Regions from separate parts of the Homo sapiens genome. Here region 2 is linked to region 1. Evidence: read pairs that join two places in POLR2A ChIA-PET (ENCODE). Cell type or tissue: B cell. All regions are shown on one strand. Each heading gives the region's core, and the rest is flanking DNA. Links, peaks and the distances in the headings are about the cores only.

The links. ChIA-PET counts read pairs that join two places held together with the same protein. Peaks named below come from ENCODE experiments on the same cell type or tissue, not always from the same donor. Only the 100,000 strongest peaks of a DNase experiment are listed, where the experiment ranks them.
Region 2: POLR2A ChIA-PET joins it to region 1 with 5 read pairs; 2 of 35 experiments call an interaction of 5 or more read pairs at or near these places.

Annotation. Positions count from the first base shown.
Region 1 is chr2:144,438,792-144,444,179 of GRCh38, forward strand. All of the region lies in intron 2 of ZEB2 (zinc finger E-box binding homeobox 2), which reads right to left. Among named protein-coding and RNA genes, the nearest start is that of ZEB2-AS1, 78 kb to the right of the region's middle. In B cell, for the core only: no CTCF peak of the experiment used is centred there; no DNase peak of the experiment used is centred there; H3K27ac peaks cover 913 bases.
Region 2 is chr2:144,368,343-144,373,730 of GRCh38, forward strand. No RefSeq gene overlaps it. Among named protein-coding and RNA genes, the nearest start is that of QTMAN, 39 kb to the left of the region's middle. In B cell, for the core only: no CTCF peak of the experiment used is centred there; no DNase peak of the experiment used is centred there.

The DNA.
Region 1 (5,388 bases), core at 150-5,149:
TGACATTATTTACTGTGTAGTATGTTTAAAACTGCAGCCACCCTACTCACATAGCAACACCCTGACTAGGACCCTGTTTTCAAAACAGCATCATTGCACCTCACAATTGACAAAACCAGACAACGGTGAAAGGGACAGTGACATGGCAGACACAAAAGCTCAACACATTATGGCCACTCTAAACAGAGTACAAAAGGAAGGGAGTCAGTGATGTGTAAACCAAACAATGTGAGGGGAAAAATATTGAATAATTTCTGTCATGAGGCACTGACTACAGCCAGGCTCTAATTGAATTAAACTCCCATTTATTTGCTCAGGCCTAAACAACAGGCTGGGAGGAAGAAAAAAAAAAAAAAAAAAAAACTTAAGGTTTGCTCAACTGTTCTGAGGTACCACCTTTCCTCACCCCTGTATAAATCCACCATCTGTGCTCACAAGCACACATGTTCCCTCTCTCAACAAATGCATGGAGACCCTACCAGGCACAGAAGCCAAAAAAGCACAAGGCACACAAAAGCTCCCCAGGCTGCCCCAGGTCTAAAGGAGCAAAAGGGGTAGAAAAGATCTTTTGCTCATTGCCCAGGTGAGACGGCCTGGTGCGTCCTCTCAGCCTCGACACGCGTCAAGTAAAAGAAAGGTTAAAATTAGAAAATTCAATTTATTTGATAATTTCCCAGAATAATTAGAGTTAATATGGGTTAATTAATATGCAAATCTCTCAGCAGATGTTCTGCAGCAGGGCCTGTGTGAGAAAACAGCCTTTGCTTTCTCCTACGTGATTTTGGCTGTCAGTTATTGGGTATAATTACTGTAACTAACCGAATACACACAAAACCTTTGGAATATAAAATTGTTACAGTTCTAGCTCTGCACAAGCTGCTACTTTTCTGCAATAAAAGCGAACAATTTCTTTCAGAAAATAGGAGCCTTTTTGTTCCTTTCTTGATTTAAAAAGAAGAAATGAATCAAGTAAATGGCTTATCTTTTTCTATGCATAATTAGGTCAGTATTATATGAACATTCCAATGAGCAGTGGTACAAACGTACATATAAAATGATAGCTCAAACCACCTGCAAAATCACATAAAATTGTTTTATTCAGAATCTTTTTTTTCCTTCCCCACCAGAACTTTGAAATGCTGAATGTCTTTCTTTCCAACATTGCCAACATTTTCTAAATTCAAAAGGATCCTACAACTTTATTAATTTTTTTTCTCTTCAAAGACACAAAAGAATAAAGTGGCTAAATGTTTTTAAAGGTACATAAAAGGGTGGACTCTTTTGTAAAAGAACTTGTGTGGAGTTTTAAACTTTTAAAAATGCTTGCACTTTGAATGGCTATTTATTTACATGTTTGGGCTGTTCACCAGCCTATGAAATGCACAAAGGTTCAGGGAGGCTGGAACTCAGACTCATGAGAGATAGGCTGCTTTGCATATGTCAAACTCATGAATACTTCTAAATGTTGTAATCATTTACTTAAGAGACGCTTGGTATATTTCTATACTTTGTACAATTGATCATTTTATTGAAACTGCTTTATCCTCATGTATTTGTAAACTTCTAAAGGTATACTCAAAGGCAGTGGAGAAATTTTAGGCCTGCTCTATACATTTACATTATTTGTTAAATACTTAAATCCATTTTATGGAATTATCCCCGACCAATTGTTCAACCTCAGTACCCAAAAGCAGTATATATATATATATATATATATATATATATTTTTTTTTTTTTTTTTTTTTTTTTTTAACTAGTGGTTAACTTTTGTAAAGTCCAGTAATCACCAAGCATCTATGAAATAAAATTATTCATCCCATTTTTTGGCCAGAACAATTGAGTCACACGCATGGTGTGCCTTGTCCAAATTTTCTACTTTAGTACAGGGAGGGGCAGGAGTGGGTGGCTGGGGGGACCCTTTACCCTTTAAATTTTTAGTTGACTAATTTAGTGTCAAGTCTCATTTTACAAAAGGATCCTGAGGCTTATATTGGTGGTGTAAATTGCCAACAAGGTCAATGAACTAGAGAAAATAATGTCACGATTCAGAGTAAGAGAAAGAAAAATGGATGGATTGATGTCTTAACCTTCAGAATGTTCAAATAATTGGGGGTTGGATGACATGGCATATGGTTAAGTCTTCTTGCAGCTGATGTCACCCAGACTTTCCCCTTTTTTTGCCACCCAAACTGCATGTAAACAAACAGTCCAACAACAAGTGTCCTCAAGCAGGGCGCTCCATGCTTGGAGCAATCTAGTTTGCCGCCACCAGACACGGCTCTGCTTGGACACCACAGCGCCTAACTCCAGACTTGCCCCTAAAGTCGTTCAATGATCACCCTCTTTTCCTTCCTTCTCTTCCTTTAGCTGCACGAGAGAGAGAGAGAGAGAGAGAGAGAGAGAGAGAGAGAGAGAGAACCTCATGCCTCCCTAGTATGCTTCAACTGCTTCTCCCCATGCCTCAATTCCCCTTCCCTGCCGCCTTCTGTCATTTTCAGGTAGTGGAATTTGCTGACCCTGGCCGCTTGGCGGCCTAAGCCTGGACGTGGCAAAAGTCAGATAGTCACAGTGCACTATTGAGTTCATCTGTGTCACAAAAGGGCTTTTGCTTTAGATCTCTAGTTTGGTTCAGTAATTTCCATGGACTTCCTTCCTTCACTGAAAAGAGAGGCCAAATCATATGCTTCTTCCTCATTTTACCTCAAGGAACAGGTTACACAAGTTAAACAATCACACCAGCATTAATTTTCTAAAAAAAAAAAAAAAAAAGGAGTAAATTTTCACTTTCTGAGGTGGCAAGGAAAATTCCTCAAACAAAGAGACCACTCTTTTACTGTAAACAAATGTACTTACAATTTTTTTACTCCCTAATTCTTTGGGAAATAATTTTTTAAGTCCTTCCTAAGTGTTTTAGACTAAGCCACCTTTTTCTCTGTTAGCTTCTTTTTACTCATCAAGATTATCTGTTGGCAGACAGCTGCATGATCTATGACCCACACCCTAAAAAAAGGGAGCAGTTTGAAAGTGACTATAAATTTTATTCATTCTCTGGCCAAAGTTATCTTATGAAGTATTGATAACACATTATCTTACAGAGCAGAATAATACTGCACAAAATGATACTAAGAGGTTTAAGACTCCTGCCTTACTGAAAGTTATTATTCAGAAGTTTACATAGTCTGCAAACACTTATCAGAAGCCCTGGGCAGAAAGAACAGAACCTCCGTTTCATTAAGATACAGTGGAATGTTAGAGGTTTAGGACAGATAAAGGCCAATTCTCAAAAGTTCAAAATCTTCCTTGATGATAAACAACGACATAAATTAAAATGAATGTCTCTTGGAGGTGAAGACCTGAATATGGGTATTCATACATGACTATAAAGTTTTACCAAGACCTGCCTTTCTCAATTTATTATGGTGGAAAATCACAGAATCACTGTACAAATCACTTTTGTATTGAGCCCAAAGAGGTCACACTGTTGCATATATGCTCTTTTAGTGAAGAAATTCCTGATACAAGCAATATCAAAATATTCAGTTAAATTATTTAAAAAATTTAGTTTCATATCATCAGAACTACCCAGAATCTATATAAGTTCATGAATATGCTTTACATAATGTAACTCACTAACATAGGAAAAGAAAGCTATGTACTGTTAGGCTCACTCAATTTTCAAGCCAAGGAACATATTTATTGTTAAGACTTATAAGAATAAGAAATCACTCTTCCCTTATTCTTCAAATATTTTTTGCAAAATAAATTAATCAATACCTACAGGAACACCTAATTTACTATTTTTGAAAGAGGTAAAATAAAGATTTAAGTGATGAGTTTATTCAAAATTTCAAATTGCCTGACAAGTTAAGATATAGTAAACATATATTTTATGAAGACATCTTGATTTTTTTTGGTGAATAATTTACCTTTCCTTACAAAGCATGTATATTTTAATAGAAAGACACTTTAGGTATATTTTTCTCAATACTATTTTTGAACTTACAACACTGATATCAGTTTAAGTTTTTTTAAAAAATCTGCACTCGCCTTTTTTCTGCACATACATTGCGTGGCACAGAAAGCATTTTGGAGTATTGTAACATAGTTGCACTTAGAAATAATGGCAAAATTCTCATGTGCTGTCCCATTTTTACTGGACTTTTCAAAGAGTAAAATTTCATTATTTTTCAATGATATTTAATTTTCACATGACACTTTCTGAAATGTTAATGCAGTCCCTTATCAATGTAGATATTTTTCAAGGCCTGTGTTTTTATTCAAACTTAGATCCTTGGGGAAAAGTAGGCTAATGACAATAGGGAAATAAATATTACAGTTTCAAAAAATAGATCATTGAAATAAGAGTTAAAAAAGTATTTTAAAGAATATAATTTAAAAATAAATCTTAAGAGAAAGAATTATCTTAAAGGGAAGATATATGGCATTTCAAAATGTTTAGAAATGTTTTTAGCTAAAGAATCCACAAAGTTTTTTAGCTAAAGGGCCATATGCCCTATTTTAATAAAAAGGAATCCATAAAAAATAAATTACTTTCACTAAGTATATGCAAATTCCAATGTAAGCAATCAGTGCAAAATTAATTTTGCCAGAACTGATTAAAAGCATTAATAAATCTATATGCAGTATTGCTTCAATCTGATACTGTAAATTTATTATACTTCCTGTAAGATTAATTATAATGCTACAATAACATATTACGATGCCAGAACATATTACTGTACATTCTGTTAATAACAGTTAAGCGTAACCTGAGTTGTAATTATGGACTGTAACAAAGTAATTTGATAGTGATTGTTTTCTTTAACTGTTAATGTTAGATGGGAAATAAAATGTGTATGTGCTTGTGTTCATTATATTTTTCTCTTTAATACAATACCTAATTAAAATCATGAAACACCACAGTATTTGTTCTCACAGATTCCTTTCACTTTTCGCTCCCCACCAAAACTGTCAGGCTGCCTGAGATAAGGGAAGGTTAAAAACAAAGTTATTCAAGGTTGTTGTGCATTCTTGTCCTGAACGAAAGCAAGCTTTCTTGAAAATGTATTTAAAAAAAAAAAAACAGTTTGTACTGTTCAGGACTCATCATTTGAGGTCTTCAGATGACATAGCAATTTTTCCATGTTATTCACACATCCCACAAATAAGTAACAAAATGCTTGAGAGATCATGGTGACAGCAGCCATTCCAGGTAGCAAAACAAAGACGCTGAAAATCCTTTATGAAGAGCAAAAGAGGCCAAACAGAAACTTTTCTTTTTGGTAGCTTCATCCAAACTTTCTATTGTCTTTGCACTCTAACATTCTGACTGCATCTACCACAATACTAAGCTCATCTGATCTGATAGTCGTAGAAACATAAGACTTT
Region 2 (5,388 bases), core at 234-5,233, 70 kb before region 1:
CAAAAAAATTGCTCAAATCTGCACATAAGTTTGAGGCAGGCTTGAGATTGAGATCTATGTCCTTGTGACTCTAAAACCTATGCTCTTTTCTCCATGTTTTAGGGAGAATTTCTTTTCAGTTTGGGATATTTTTACTCTTAAGAGAACTCCTAACCAATTCTTGAAGTTCTGTGACCCAGCAAAAAACATCCTAGTATACCACAACCTGCTCAGGCCTAGAGAAGCTTGACTCTAGAGCAGCAGTTCTTCACCACTGTGGAGAAGCATCTTGATGTGTTTCAATCAATTATGAACCAGAGCAAAAGGTATCCATTATCTATAAGAGTTAAATATTGGAGTTTGACAATACTATTTTTAGTTTATAAAGGAGGGGGTGGAAATCCTCACTTTGACTCACTTGCCTTCCAGTATAAAGCAAAGCCTTGGGTGCGAAAGAAATGCCAGCAATTTCATATGACCTGTAACCTAACTTACTAGGGTATGGTAAATGCCTTCTACATAGTTATCCTGTGCAACATGGGTGTCCTGACACACACACACACACAAATGTGGAGAATCATTAGATACCATAAATCTACTCCTGGCTTCACATTTTTGGAAAGAACATCTTCTCAGGTTGTAGCTGCTATTTCTGGAGGCTGGGATATTATATTTTTTAATGTTTCTTTCTTGAAAGGAGCAAAATAGTTCTACCGTAAGTATAATCATATGAATCTGTAATTGCCTCCTCAGTGTCTATCCCCACTTCTCCTCACAGTAACCTAATTTTTCCCAGAAAATATCTCACCCCTATTCCCAGCCATATGGTTAAAATGGGATGGATCCCACTCCAGGGAGTGAATCATGATTGGCCAGAGCTTATCATTCTTTTGCTTCCTTAAATTTAGACCTTTCACACGTTTAACTAAATGAGATCATAATATAGTCATTTTATATATGTGAGTGTTACAAACATTAGTTTATAAACAATTTTAAAATATTAAAATTTGTATAAATCCTGTTTTGGCATATTTTGTCCAAATTTTAATATAATGGAAGAGGCCTAGGCTTCTCTTGTCATCTGAGAGCTCTGATCTAGACCACTGATTCCAGACCAGTGACCTCTTCACTAGCTTGGTTCTTCACTAGCTGCAGTTCTCAACTGAGGCATCTGAGTCCCACAGAGAATAGATCACCTGCAAGCTCTGTTGGATCCTGTGGCCCCACTGTGCTGTATCTGCCCATTTATACACCTCTGCACCCACCCCTGTTAAAATTAAAGAAATTGAACTCTCTCTCTCTCTCTCTCTCCCTCTCTCTCTCTCTCTCCCTCTCTCTCTCTCTCTCTTTCTCTCCTTTCTCTGTTTTAACTTTAGGCCTTGGTCTAAAGGTCTGGCTCTAAGAGGGATCTGAAAGGAACACTCTTTAACCTTGACTTTAAACTCACTCTTTCATCAAAACACTGATTCTCTGACACCTCTAATAACTTTAGTATATCTTTACTGCCTCAAATTATATCTAAAAGAAAATCTGAAATAGTATTTATACCTTTATTTGGAAGGAGAAGGAAAATTGAAAAAAATTATTTTAAAAATAAGGATAGCTTTTTATTTTTTAAGGAAGTAACTAAGCTGGATGTTACATGTTAATCCAGTCTTAGAATGTAAGATAATTCTTTACATTCCTAAGCCCTCAGGATATTCCTGCCAGGTACATTCTTAAATTTGAGAACACAGAACTTTGAGATGGAGAGTAGCTCTTACTCATTGTGTCCTGGTGATGTTGGTTTCTTAAGAACAAAGCATACAAAGCCTGGTTTTCTCAAAACCTTCTGTACTGGGGACTTCCTTATCATATAAAGGTATCCTGATGGTACTTTTTCCTAGCTGAAGTTTTCAGATGAAAAGAATAGTACCCTGAAAGAGTAATTGGTCCATCTTTAGTCCATATTGAAGAAAAGGAAAAGAAAACAAAGGAGGAGAAGGGGGAAAGAGAAGAAGAGGAAGGAGAAGAAGCAGCTGAGGACAATGCATTGCTTTATCTTTGACTTTGGACTTTGCCAAAGGCATCTGGATATAGTTTCCTGGCTAATGCCACTTTCACTGGTGTCCATTATCTAAAATTGTTCAGTATCCACATCATGCGATTCAGCACTCTGGAACACTATGACACCTACGGAGCCTCAACAGATCTAAGCCAATACAGAGAAGATTACACTCCGGTAAAGGTTAAACTAAAACCAAATAAGGTAATATGAAAGAACATGCAAATATCCATTCTTTACATTGACCAATTATAGCACCTTTTAATAAAATGAATTAGATTAAAAAATAATGTTGATTTGGGAGGATGTGTTCATTCTGTAGTCTCATACAATGTTATAATGATCAACTCTACAGGATCATTACACTACGATAATATAAAATAGATATTTCTAATCGAAGCAGTTATTTTGTTAAACCACAGATGGCATAAATATCCTTATACATGATGCAATTGGAATTGGTAATAAATTTATTTTTCTCCCCATTTATGGCAGAAGACCTGTTAAGTGTGTGCCTGAGGGGCTAAAATTAAGAATGAGGGAAAACACTGCTTAATAAAGTTGGGATCAGGCATTTTAAAAGAATGCTTATGTTCAAAACAGCTAGAGAGCTGACCCGTTTATAGGAAATAGTTCTGCCAGAATTAGAAGTGGAAATAAGGAGACGATAATGAAATACAGTTTAACCAGTAAAGGGCAGTGAACATATGTATCACTCCACACCACACAAATATGCTGCCTGTTTAGATAAAGTTGTGGTTTCTTTTGTCAAGCTATTCTATTTCCTGTTAGAAAGGCTAACTTTGAAATACCACTTTCAGGAATGGGAGATAGAATAAAAACTTTATTAAATTGCTTAAATTATTTCCTCAAATTTCTTTCATGTTGTTTGCAATAATGAGATGAAATATCCTCATAAGTTTCCCATTTATACATAGCTTATGGGAAATAAGGATTCAGTCTTAACTGCTTGCTAATGGTCAAGCATTTACATCTGGATGTCACTAGAAGGTGTTTTTTTTAGGTGAAAGGTCAAAGTCCAAGTGGCAATGACCTATCAATCAGGCACTTGCCTCGTGTATGGTTACATTCCAGCCATATTTACCTATATTGGGCAGAGGGCGACTCAAGTGGTTTTCTTTCCTCTTCCCCCTATGATGCAAGGAGGCTGTACATTAGCAACATAGGTCATGCCTAATATTGCTATTTGCTCTGAGTTCTTAATTAACAATTGTGAGAAATAAGTAATTAATACTGATGAGTGTAGATATAATTTAATTTATCATAGTATGGATTTTTTATTTTATAGTTTAAATATAAAGTCAATTTTTGGTCCCCTTCAAAGGCGTTTATAGCTAAAAGTCAAGGAATCTCGTGAGCTCATCATTTTCTTAGCATGCCCCACTCCTCACGTTTCCACGCCTTTGAGCATTGCTCTCTGTTTTCAACCTGATAAATAAACTCCCATGATTCTTCTTCAAATAACCCCTTTTCTCTGAAAGCTGCCCTAGGTCCCCTAGGCAGAGATCTCATAGAGCAACTCAAGGCTGCTTCCTCTCTGCTCCTCCTGTAATAATCTGTTTGCATATGGACTTCCACATATTATTCCACATCTATTCCTGTTGTCTAGCACAATGACTGGCATTTACTGGTAATCAGTAATTATTTGTTTACAAATGACCTTTTTAAAAAGTTTGACTGGAGATGTATCCTGCCATTAGAGTATAAAAATATATCAAGACATACCACCTATTAGGTTATTAGAGGAATAAAAAGTAAGTAAACAGGAAGGTAAGAGTTAACATAATTCTAATCCATTTTGATTAACTGTAAACCTTAATATTCTTTCTATCTATCTGTTAATCAATCAAATCTTTTCATTTTTACAGTGGGAATGGTCTTTCAGGTTGCCATCTACATATATTTTTCAAGCCAATTTTCATGGAAACTTGTTTACATGAGCTATCATAGTGTTGTTTTCACAGAGGCTTCAGAAATATTTGGCTGAACAATACAGCTGAAAAAAAAAAAGATTTGAGGAACAAAAAGTACTAAAGAAAACCTTGTGTTCATCAGAATTAAAATTAGCTGAAGGAAAACAGTAATCATAAACTAAAAACCTTTTCCTGCTATTTGGATCTTCAGCTTTCATCTCTAGCAGCTTCCCCTCCTGAGCCTCCCGAGTTACGTAACAGGTCCCCATATGGGCCGATGAATCTGCCAGGCAAGGCTATCTCACGATTTAAAAGTCTCTCTTTAAAATATGCAAAAAGGCTAACGGAAGGTTCAATTTGTGAGCCCTGCCTCGGCTGCCTCCCATACGAAGCTTCACCCTGTGACTACTTCATTATCACTCTGGATTATCTGCTTAGAGTGGTACAGCAACCACATACCTAGAATCACGCAGAACAACCTCCTCATTTCTCATGCTCTGAGGCTCTTCCTTGGACTGATAATTGTCAAGCATTCCTTCCCCTTTGAGCAATCCTAGGCTAACGCCCACCAGGAAACAAAGGGTCTCTTTGAGGATGAAAATTGAGACTGTCCTGGCCCCCGAAAAATTACATGCTGGAAAATTTCTATGTACTGAAATGATTGTGTTCCTTTTAGAGAACTCTCTGTGGACCTAACTATAGGAGTAGGTTATCAAAGGGCAGCTTCCCTCAAACCCAAAAGGGAAGAAAGAAAGGACAACTGTGGGAGGAAGTCAGAGGAGAATCAATGAAATAAATGAACTCTCAATACTTTTGCCCCATAACAAGTGCCTGGGATGCTGGCTATTTGCAAACTATTTGCCATATATTGTCTCATTTGATTCTCACAACCATCTTGGGAAATAGTTATTGATATTGCTCCTATTTTAAAGATAAGTAAATTGAGGTTTAAGGATGTAACTTAGCCAAGGTCATACAGCTAGGGAGGGACAGAGCTGGGACTCCAACCAGGTCTTTTCACTAGAAAGCCTAGGCTCTTACTTCACAACTCTAAGAACTTCTTTTGTGTTAAACAAAGAAAGTGCTCTTAAACAGAATCTGCCCCGTATCATGGACTTTTTGGGAAGGAATCTAAGAATCCTTTACAACCTCTCATTTGATTGACAAGGAAACTATACCAGAATCCTCGGTTTAAATGTTCTGGTTTTGGTGTACTTGGCATTATGAGAAAAAAGCAAAATCACGAGAGTACCAGTCCATCTTACCAATTTTGCAAGAGTGGAGAAAAGCAGCTTCCAAGGAAAGCCTGTGTTCAGTGCACACTCAATCCTGTACAGTGAGAAGTGAAGCTTGTGATACTGACCCAGAGGAACTGCAAAGTTCTCCATCAACCCAGCTAGGGCCTTTGGGATCTGTAAACTTCATGCTCTG